Linked DNA regions of Mus musculus: region 2 is linked to region 1. Evidence: chromatin loops called from intact Hi-C (ENCODE). Cell type or tissue: heart. All regions are shown on one strand. Each heading gives the region's core, and the rest is flanking DNA. Links, peaks and the distances in the headings are about the cores only. Region 1 holds the start of Ovca2 (candidate tumor suppressor in ovarian cancer 2). Region 2 holds the start of Srr (serine racemase).

Region 1 (5,368 bases), core at 67-5,066:
ACTCAGTCTCCGGACCTGTAAGCCAGGGCACCCCCTTTGCTATTCCATTACTGCACTTACACACTCTTCCCACCCTGCAGGTATCTTGGAGATGGCCGCTTTCATCTGGAGTCTGTCATGATTGCCAACCCTAATATACCTGCTTACCGGTATGGGCTGGGGAGGGCTGACCATGTATGGCAGGATGAGAGCCTCTGCCCTGGAGGCCCTCATTAGGCTGAACTACCCCTTCATTCCCTGGTCACTAAATGACTGGGGCACATCTGGAATTTAGACCCAGGAATGCTGTTGCCTACCCGGGAGTCACCCCCAAGCTCTTAAAACACTCCCTTGCTCTTGCCTGCCCTAGCTGGAGGGCTGATCTCTATGGTTACTGATCTCAGTAATAATCCTTGTTTCCAACTAGGGCCAGATTTCCTAAATCCCTCTTTAGATCTTGTGTCAGGGACCACTTAGCTGACTCTGGGCTGTCACCGTGATCCTGACAACTTTTCCAGGTATGACCCATATGGCAAAGTCCTATCCAGAGAATACTATGACCATCAGCGCATGCAGGCCACTCGCCAGGAAGCCATTGCTGCTGCACGCTCAGCCAAATCCTGGGGCCTTATTCTGGGAACCTTGGGCCGCCAGGGCAGTCCCAAGATCCTGGAGGTGAGAGGCCTGGGCATCAAGAGGAGGGGGCTGACAGGAAAGTAGCTGGAGAAACCAGTAGGCTGAGGTGTCTAGCTTTGGCCACTTCATCTCAGAAGCTCCTGCCTGGCCTCCCTCTCTCGGCAGCACTTGGAATCTCAGCTCAGAAACTTGGGACTTCCTTTCGTGAGGCTGTTGCTCTCTGAGATCTTCCCCAGCAAGCTCAGTCTACTTCCTGAGGTGGATGTGTGAGTTTCCCCACCTTACCCATGTATGGTGACCAGCTAACGGGAGCTTAGAAAACAGGTTCTGGCCAGCACAGATCAAGAACTTATCTAGCAGGGGCCACCCTTGACCATGGGCCGCCTGCATTGTCTAGCCATCATAGTCTGGTGGGAATGAGTGTAAGAGCACTGTGTACAAACCTTGGTTCTAGATGGGTAGTTACAACTGAACTGTCCCCAGAAGTTGGCTTATGGAGTGAAGGGCTGATGACATGCCCCTTGCTGTGTTTGATTCCATTAAGGTGGATTTTTTTTTCTTTTGCATGTGTGTTAGTTTGTGTGAAGCTTTGGTGTCCACCCCCCCCCCCTTCTCTTTTCCCCTGAAGCAATCCACCTGTCTGGATCTCGTCAGTGCTGGAGTACAAGTGTATATCATATACCACACACACAAATTTTGCCTCTTACTTTAGAAGGTTGTGAGCTACTATGTGGGTGTTGGGAATTGAACTTGAATCCTCTGCAAGAGTAGCCAGCTCCCTCAACCACTAAGCTGTGTGTCCAGCTCCACTTTTGCTTTTAATGCAATGGTTTTGGGAGTTAAGGTCAAGTCCTAGGCTTACAGGGCAATCAGAGTTACCTTCCCAACAGTATATAGTTGGATCAGTGCAATCTGTTGACAAGTGGACATACTGAGATACTGAGACACCGTTATGTTCTTCAGTGTGGTACCCCAGAGAGAGGTGACCTTCATGTCACATCTTAACTGACTTATCTCCCTAGGTGGGTGCAGGTGGCATGTCCACGCCTCTCCATTGACTGGGGTTCAGCCTTTCCCAAGCCACTGCTGACACCGTACGAGGTAACAGCCACATTTTGAAAATCTTTGTATTTCCTGTTGAGGGAGGGTTGTGAGATGGCTGGCATGGGTAAGCAGCACGTAGGGTTGCAGGTTCTGAGATCGAGCCACCATCTTGCTGTGTAGTTTTTGTTTATATTTAAGAGTTGCTGGGAGATGTGAGCCAACACACCTGACTCGCTGTGTAGCTGCGACTCTCTTCACTTCACTCTTCCTTTCTGAAGGATGATAATACACTCCCTTCATAGACCCTGGTCAAATTTGCTAATGCAGGGACAAAAAAAGAAAGAAAGAGAGAGAGAGAGAGAGAGAGAGAGAGAGAGAGAGAGAGAGAGAGAGAGAGAGAGAGAGAGGAAGGAAGGAAGGGAGAAAGAAGAAAGAGAGAGAAAGAATATCATTGTCTTTTCTCCCCTAGGCAGCTGTGGCCCTGAAGGACATTTCTTGGCAGCAACCCTACCCCATGGACTTCTACTCTGGCAGCTCCTTAGGGCCATGGACAGTGAACTACGGTCGGGACCGAGCACCTCGGGGTCTCTGCCAGCCTGCATCTGACAAGGTAGCCCACTTTAAGCAGGGCTGAGAGGCAGCCTACAGGCGTGACGTGGTCCACCGCCGCCGCCCTGAGGACAGCGGGGGAAATGCAAGGGAGCCGGGTGGAGGTTGCAGTAGAGAGACTTGAATCTATCTGCTACCTCAGGTGCAGCAAGGGTCCAGAGGCGGCTCTCCAGCCCCAGCCTGTGAGAGTTGCAACTGCGCAGACCAGAAGGCTACTTCGCCGGCTCCCTGAGAGGGCCAGAGCAGCAGGTATTTGCAGCCACGCCCCACCTTTTTGTTTTAGGAGAGCCCCGCCTTAGGGGTGTTCCCCGCACGGGCCCTGCCCCCTTGCCGGTTCTACTTCCGCCTGGGAAGGCCTGCTTCCGGTCGGTCTGCAGTATGGCGGCACGGCAGACCCTGCGAGTGCTGTGTCTAGCCGGCTTCCGGCAGAGCGAGCGGGGCTTCCGTGAGAAGACCGGAGCGCTGAGGAAGACGCTGCGGGGTCGGGCAGAGCTTGTGTGCCTCAGCGGACCTCACCCGGTCCCCGAGGCAGCGGCTCCCGAGGGTTCGTGTCCAGACTCGGGTGAGACTTGCTGGACCCCTTCGCACACCTGGACCTCAGTTCTCACCTAGCGCCTTTAACTCCGGCTCTAGTCTGAGCTCCCAGGTTTCCTCCTTTATCTGTGTCCAGGCCATTCCAGGTCCCTCCCGCCCCCCAAGTCCCCTGGCTGCACTTTCCCAAGCTCTGCCTTTTTCTTCTCACCATCTCTAACCCTGGGCCTGTGCTCTTCTCCCATCTGCTTCTAGGGCCCTGTTCTCCGGAGGAGCAGCCTCGAGGCTGGTGGTTTTCTGAGGAGGAAGCCGATGTTTTCTCTGCTCTGGAAGAGTCCACAGTGTGCAGGGGTCTGCAGGAGGCCCTGGAAACGGTGGCACGGGCCCTTGACACGCTGGGGCCGTTTGATGGACTTCTTGGCTTCAGCCAGGGGGCTGCACTAGCAGCTTATGTGTGTGCCCTGGGCCAGGCAGGCGATCCTCGCTTCCCCTTGCCAAGATTTATTATACTTGTGTCGGGGTTCTGTCCCCGAGGCCTTAAGGAACCTATCTTGCAGAGCCCCATGTCACTGCCTTCACTTCATGTTTTTGGGGATACTGATCGAGTCATCCCTTCTCAGGAGAGTATGCAATTGGCTAGCCGATTCCTTGGAGCCGTCACCCTCACCCACTCCGGTGGTCACTTCATTCCAGCAGCTGCATCTCAGCGTCAGGCCTACCTTAAGTTCTTGGACCAGTTTGCAGAATGAAGGATGGACAAATGTCTCCGCACTGCTCCCACTTTGTCCAGCAGCTCTCCCCTGTCTCCTCACCATGGCTAGTTAAGACAACTGTCAGTTCTCAGGACACACATAAGCCCAGAGAGCCTGTGAGAAGACAGGGGTGGGCAGGCAGGGGCTGGCACCCCTGTGACTGACAGACAATAAAGCGATGCTTTAGATGTTGAATGCCTTTCTCCTGCTGCCCCGATCCTGGGGCAGCACCAAACCAAACCCAAGGACACATTTTTGGTGGAAGTCATTTATTGTTTTGTATCTTTAAATTCGGCTTATTGTGTGTATGGGTGCAGACTTGTGGAGATCAGAGGATAAGTGCGGGGAGTTGATTCAACCATGTGGGTTCTTTCTGAGCTCTGATCATTTGACTTGGCAAGTCATGCCTCTACCTGCTGAGCCATGTCACCATCCTTTTGTGGAAGTTTAAGTCCCAGACTGAAGAAGCTAGATATCTTGGTCACTTAGAATCAGAAAGTTTTACGTTTGAGGAGTTTGGGGAAAGAAAACACTTGGCAAGGCTCTGCTTGGCTCCATCTGCTTTTAGGTTTCCTACATCCTGGTCCCTGGCTTGGCCATTGCTTTCTCTTCCATAACTGTTCCATCCCCCTCTGAACTCTGAGCTTGAAGACTTGGGTAGTACCATATGTTGGGTAGAGGCCAAAGACAGCACAGAGTAACCTGCCTTTTCCTAATGAAGCCATCTTCAGGGTTTCTGAGATTACTGCTATTCATAATTGATGATGCTAATTATTGATATGTTGAGAAAGCCAAAGCTTAAGTAGCCTGCTCAGCTTAACTTCTTGCCATTTTTCTTCTCACTTCCAGTGCCCAATCTTGCCACACACATAGGCACGCTGCTTTCTGACTTCTGCCTCTGAAAGACAGTTTTTCCAAGATATCACAAGGTACTTACCTAGTCCCACACCACAATATCTTCTAGGGAGCTTAGTCACTGAGCAGGAGTTGGAGTTGGCCAGTTACTCCCAAGTCATTCTTATACCCAGAGTTATATGTTCTTGACACACAAGTGTTTCAAGGTATACATCAGAGAAATGGTTCTGTGGTTAAGGACATGGGCTGCTTTTTCAAAGGACCCAGGTTCGGGCTCCAGCATCCACAATGTAGCTCACAAACATCTATAGCTCTTAGTTCCAGAGGCTCTAGTCCCAGGTCCCAGGGTTGTACATGATATGTGTTTAAAAAGTCAATGACCCAATGGCCATGGTGGTACATGCAGGCAGAGGTAGAGGACAGTCTAGTCTAAAAACAACCAGTTAGTGGTGGCACGTGCCTTTCATCCCAGCACTGGCAGAGACAGGCAGATCTGAGACTGAGCTTATCCTAGTCTACAGATGGAGTTCCAGGACAGAGAGGGCTACACAGGAACGCTCTCTGTAACCTCTGTTAGATGACCAAGGCAGAGCCTTGCCATGTATTCTCTTGCCCCGAACTCCACTTACATAGAAGTCTGACTCAGTTACAAAGGCCTCTGGCTTCTTTAGGGCTCAAGATTTCCACCAAAAGACAGTGAGATGGCTCAGCAGGTTAAAGGCACTGACTGCTAGCTAACACATGCCATCTCATACACACTAAACATTTTAAAATTTCACGAAAGGATAGACTGGAATTATACCCCAAAGTCCCATGTACTGATTTGAGATCCCTTTTTAACAGCTTGGGTGGGGGATTGGTCTCTGTGCCTTGTTCTTGCCTTACAGTGATTGCTTCCTTGACAAAAGGAGATTGAACACGTGGAATTTTATAAACCCTTTGGTCTATTTGCTTTTCTGTAA
Region 2 (5,368 bases), core at 105-5,104, 250 kb after region 1:
CCCACTTTTGTTTGGGGGATGGGGTGGGGGCGAAACTAAAATTTTAGGTTTCTGACTTGAAAGTTGGGTATGGTGGCATATGCATATAATTCCAGCACTCTGAAGGCTTCAGTCAGGAAAAGTATCCAAACTCAAGGCCAGGTTGGGTTACACAGTAAATTCAAGGCCAGTATTGGCTACAAGGTGAGACTTTGTCTCAAAAGAAAAACAAACACAAAATAAAAGATACTGCTGCCTTGGCAAAAGTTTAGCTTCTCCACCAAATGTGAACCAAGATAAAGCCGTTTAACCTCAGCACCCTGAGTAAACTTTTAAACTTAGTTTTGGGGCGGAGCCAGGAGAGGTGGTGACTACTATTTTCCAGAGGAGAGAGAGAAAACAGCCTGGTTAATCCAATTCAGTTGGCCAATAAAAACCAACCTCACAAATTCTAGCCACAATCCTAGAGAAGGTATCTTCTGTAACTGTCATCCTAAGCAACACTGGCTAATGAAGGAGACCAGACACCAAAATATTTCTCGCGCTTTTCTGATGCGAATGGAGACTGGCAAATTAAGCATTCTCTCTGATCACAACTGCTCCCACACACGCCAAGACCAAAACAAAACCGAGTCAGCTCTCTGAGGTCCTGGATCCCTCCAGTGGCCTAGCACTAGAAACCAGCCTTGGGGGGTGGGGGGGGGGGGTAAGTTCAGCAAAGGAAGTCCTAGCCTGTTAAGCCTTTCTCCTCAATTTCCCCAGCTCCTCCTCTCCGACGCGGAACGGAGGACTACGGAAAGGTACACATACACAGACTATTCTTTTGGGAACAATACGTCTCGGGGCCTCTACCGGACCCTAGCACCCAAGCCAGTTCGTGTCTCCTCCGGACTGGAACTCAGGCGCTGGCGTGAGAGGGTTAGGGCACCGGAGAACAACCACGGCGCCGCGCCGAGCAAGAGGGCGGAGGCTGAAACTCGCGCTTGGGCTCTGCCCCGAGGGCCCGAGGGAGCGGAGCGACAGCCTCGCTGTCTCCCAGGGGCCGCCGCAGGCCCGGGCGCACTGTTGGGGAAGGGGCGGGGGTTCGGAGCGCCGCGGACGGGGCGGGGAGGAGGCAGAGGAGAGGGAGGCGGGGCGGGCAGGCCCGGCCCAGCAGCTGGGCGGCGCAACTCACCTCTGCTCCCGGCCTGCGGAGCCAGAGTGGCCAGGATCCCTCGCAGTTCCGATGCGGAGATCCGCACACGCTCCAACCCCTCCGCCATCTTCGCGGCGGCTGCTACAGCTGCGGCGACTCGGCCACCGCCGCGCGCAGCCAGGAAACCACGACGGACGGGCGGCGCGCGCTCACCCACTCCCACCCTTTTCCCCGCCCCCCTCCTGCCTGCCCTCCCCAAACGACGGTGGCCGCACTGGGAGCAAAAGCATTCAGCACGTTCAACTAGGGCCTTGCCGGAGCGGGCGAATCGGCCGCGGAGACGGCGTGTGCGCGTGCGCAGAGGTGTAAAGCTAGGACGGTCCGCCGAGGCTCGGAGGTGGAGGCGCAGCGCTCTGGAGGCGAGGTGAGGCGCAGCCAGGTGTGACTCGCCCATGTCAGGTGGGCATTCGGGTCTAGGGATGCCAGTATTGCTGCGGTGACCACCGAGGACACTGCTTTTGATCTGGGGCTCGGATTGACGGAGACATCCTACAACCCGGCCTCCTCCGATCATTTTAGGCCGAAGTCTCCTTACCGTAGGCCTGGATTGTGGAGTTTAAATATCTTTTATTATTATCCCCATTACTGGTAAACGGAATCTCAGAGAGTGGAAGAAGTAAATTGCTCCGTGTATCGTTTGATTGTACCAGAGTACTAAAGTCTATGACAGTTCATCCCTAAGACTTGCTGGAGGTCGTTGTGTGGAGGTAAAAAAAGAAGGAAATTATTCGATCTGGGAATTACTGTTAGCATTGAGAATTTTTTAAAATTACTTTTTTAGTACTCAAGTCAATTCTCCCATCTTTACATCTTTAAATTTTTACTGATGCTGGTAAAAATAGCTCATTCTTATATTCACGGTACTTCAAAGGCTGTGGTGGGAGCATTGCAAGTTCAAGCCTGGGCAACATAGCACATTTGAGGCTAATCAAGGCAACATATTAGAAGACCTTGTCCCCCAAAAAGGAAGCAAAAAGTTAATTAGACTAGAAGATGGGTACTTTAAGCTCATTGACCATTAACTCCTATTAGAAACGGTGGGGTGGAGAAACTTCCTATCCAAAGACTGCCTTTCTCCAGTCTTTCCTTCTTCCCTGTCTCACACAGTCATTGACCCTTTAGACCTCAAAAAGTAATAACCAGTTATGCCTTGATCATAGTATAAAATATTTGATAGTACTCATACAGTTCCTGTTATGTGACAGATATTTCACCATCAAAAGAGAAAAATGCCGGGCGCACGCCTTTAATCCCGCACTGGGGGAGGAGGGGCCGGCAGAGGCAGGCGGATTTCTGAGTTCGAGGCCATCCTGGTCTACAAAGTGAGTTCCAGGACAGCCAGGGCTATACAGAAAAACCCTGTCTCGAAAAACCAAAAAAGAGAGAGAGAGAGAGAGAGAAAGACAATGACTGAGAAATAGTCAACAGCTCAAATGAATGGGTATAATTAATTAGAGTGGCCAGAACAAATGGCAGTTTTTGTCAAAAGATTTGAGAGGAATAGGAAATATAAAAACTGCTTTGCTGGGGCTGGCAAGATGACTCAGCGGGTAAGAGCACTGACCTGCTCAGGACCAAAGGTCCTGAGTTCAAATTCCAGAAACCACGTGGCTCACAACCATCTGTAATGAGATCTGGCGCCCTCTTCTGGTGCGTCTGGAGTGAGAGGAGTTGACTAGAGAGAGCTGGTCCTACCAGAGCAAGCAGAGTTGATCCAAAGGTCCTAAAATTCCCAGCAACCACATGAAGGCTCAGAACCTACAGCTACAGTGTACCCACATACAGTAAATAAATAAATCTTTAAAAACAAAACAAAACAAAAAAAACCTGCTTTGTGCTCCTGGCATGATAGCACATGCTGTAACTCTAGCACTTGGGAGGAAGATCAAACTTTAAGGCTGTGTTCCACCATTGAGTCCATTGAGTTTAAAGCTAAACCAAAGAACATGTAGACTCTATCTCCAAAACATAAGCCAGACATGGTAGCACATGCCCAGCACCAAAAATACACAGGCAAGAGGACAGTTTGGTCTACATAGTGAGTTCCAGGCCAACTAGAGCTATATAGTAACACCTGTCTAAAAAACACTAACAACAGGGTTTTTTAAAATTTATTTGTTCATTTAATGTATATACACTGTACATTAATGTATAGTACACTGTTGCTGTCTTCAGACACACAAGAAGAGGGCATCAGATCCCATTACAGATGGTTGTGAGCCACCTTGTGATTGCTGGGAATTGAACTCAGGACCTCTGGAAGAGCAGTCAGTGCTCTTAACTGCTGAGCCATCTCTCCAGCCCAACAATAGGATTTTTTACATTTTTTTAAAGATTTATTTATTATTATACATAAGTACACTGTATCTGTCTTCAGACACACCAGAAGAGGGCGTCAGATCTCATTGTGGATGGTTGTGAGCCACCATGTGGTTGCTGGGATTTGAACTCAGGACCTTGGGAAGAGCAATCAGTGCTCTTACCCGCTAAGCCATCTCTCCAGCCCCCGGATTTTTTTTTTTAAACCCTAACTTGAAGCTGGGTATGGTATCAAACATCCCTAACCCCATGACTCTGGATGCTAAGGCAAGAAGATACAAGAGTTCCCAGTTAGCCTTGCTGTACATACAAGGAGTGCAGGCAACACTTGGGAAATGAAGCAAGAAAATCAAGAATTGAGAGGTTAAGGTCATCCTTGGCTATGTTCCAAGCCAATCTGGATTGCATGAGACCCTTTCTCCAAAAAAAAAAAAAAAAAAAAAAAAGGGTCCCCAGCACCACATACACTGGGTCGTTATGGTGGCAGAAGCCTGTAATCCCAGCCCTTGCAAAGTACAAGGGGAAGAATTAGAAATTCAAGGGTATCCTTGGTTACATATCCAGTTGAAGACCTGGTTTCATTTTGTTTTCTTTTGTTGAGCTTAAAAGTCTGTTGTATCCAGACTGGTTTTGAAGTCATTATGTAACCAAGGATAACTTTGAACTTGTAATGCTCTTGCCTCCATCTCCTAAATGATGGCATTACAGATGTGGATCTATCCTGATGTGCCAGGTTGAAGTTTTTGCTGGGGATTGAATGCAAAGATTGAATATGCTGGACAAGCACCCTATTGAATGAGTTGTGTCTCTAGCCCCAACTTTTATTTATTTATTCCTTTGTTTATTTCCCAGTCTGTCATTTTTTAATAACTTGTCTCATTTTTAATTATATGTATGAGTCTGTGTATGCATACATACACATGAGTGCAGGTGCCTGTGGAAACCAAAAGGCATTGAATTCCCCCTGGAGCTAGAGTTCGAGGCAGTTATGAGCCACCTGATGTGGGAACTGAATTCCTGTTCTCTCCCAGAGCGTGCTGTGCTTGCTCTTAATCTGAGCAATCTCTCCAGCCCCGTGACTTTCATTTTTTTGTTTTTTTGTTTTTTCAAGACAGGGTTTTTCTGTGTAGCCCTGGCTGTCCTGAACTCACTCTGTAGACCAGGCTGGCCTCGAACTCAGAAATCCGCTTGCCTCTGCTTCCCAAGTGCTGGGATTAAAGGCATGTGCCACCACGCCTGGCTAACTTTCATTTTTTTAAAAGAAGGAAAAATAATTTTAAACAAGAAAACTCCCCTAGGACAGTCATGGCCAACTTAATTCAATGCTGACAGTGATCAGACCAGAGAGCCTCTAAGTATTAAAACAGAACTCGGAAACACAATAAATACATAAGGAAGAGAGATAATACAAGTTCTAAACATTGGCAGCTGACTGAAGAGGAGCAACAGGCAAGTTACAGGGAAAAAAGCTACTTATTTGGTTTTTCGAGACAGGGTTTTTCTGTGTAGCCCTGGCTGTCCTGGCACTCACTCTGTAGACCAGGCTGGCCTCGAACTCAGAGATCCGCCTGCCTCTCCCTAGTGCTGGGATTAAAGGTATGGGCCTCCACCACCCAGCTAGAAAGCTACTAAATTGATGAGGGAAATTTTGAATTTTTAGATTTAAAGTACTCATGAAGAACTAAGTAAAACAATGAAAAAGACTTCAGCTTGGTGGTAAATGACTGTAATCCCAGCAACCCAGGATATTACGTAAGAGAACTCCAGCCTCAAAGCTAACAACTTAGGAAGATTAGGAAGACCATGGCTCAAAATGCAATTTAAAAAAAAAAGGAGGAGGAGGAAGACGAGGAGGAGGCTAGCCAGGTGTATACA

What was found. Peaks named below come from ENCODE experiments on the same cell type or tissue, not always from the same donor. Only the 100,000 strongest peaks of a DNase experiment are listed, where the experiment ranks them.
Region 2: a loop joins it to region 1, with 3 times the contacts of the local background. A loop is called at or near these places in 4 of 42 quality-filtered maps.

The regions. Positions count from the first base shown.
Region 1 is chr11:75,176,074-75,181,441 of GRCm38, reverse strand. It overlaps Ovca2 (candidate tumor suppressor in ovarian cancer 2), which reads left to right and starts at 2,634. Exons shown (of 2, transcript NM_027136.3): 1 at 2,634-2,830; 2 at 3,055-5,368. The coding sequence starts at 2,647. The coding sequence ends at 3,548. Dph1 (diphthamide biosynthesis 1) reads left to right here. Exons shown (of 13, transcript NM_144491.2): 7 at 81-149; 8 at 498-654; 9 at 781-881; 10 at 1,638-1,716; 11 at 2,129-2,269; 12 at 2,411-2,517; 13 at 3,055-3,799. The coding sequence ends at 2,500. In heart, for the core only: no CTCF peak of the experiment used is centred there; DNase peaks (open chromatin) are centred at 2,471 and 3,231; H3K4me3 peaks cover 1,937 bases; H3K27ac peaks cover 1,778 bases.
Region 2 is chr11:74,921,789-74,927,156 of GRCm38, reverse strand. Srr (serine racemase) reads left to right here and starts at 1,209. Exons shown (of 9, transcript NM_013761.5): 1 at 1,209-1,538. It overlaps Smg6 (Smg-6 homolog, nonsense mediated mRNA decay factor (C. elegans)), which reads right to left and starts at 1,303. Exons shown (of 19, transcript NM_001002764.2): 1 at 1,154-1,303. The coding sequence starts at 1,241. In heart, for the core only: CTCF peaks have their summits at 1,217 and 2,812 (motif pointing left); a DNase peak (open chromatin) is centred at 1,386; H3K4me3 peaks cover 2,373 bases; H3K27ac peaks cover 2,118 bases.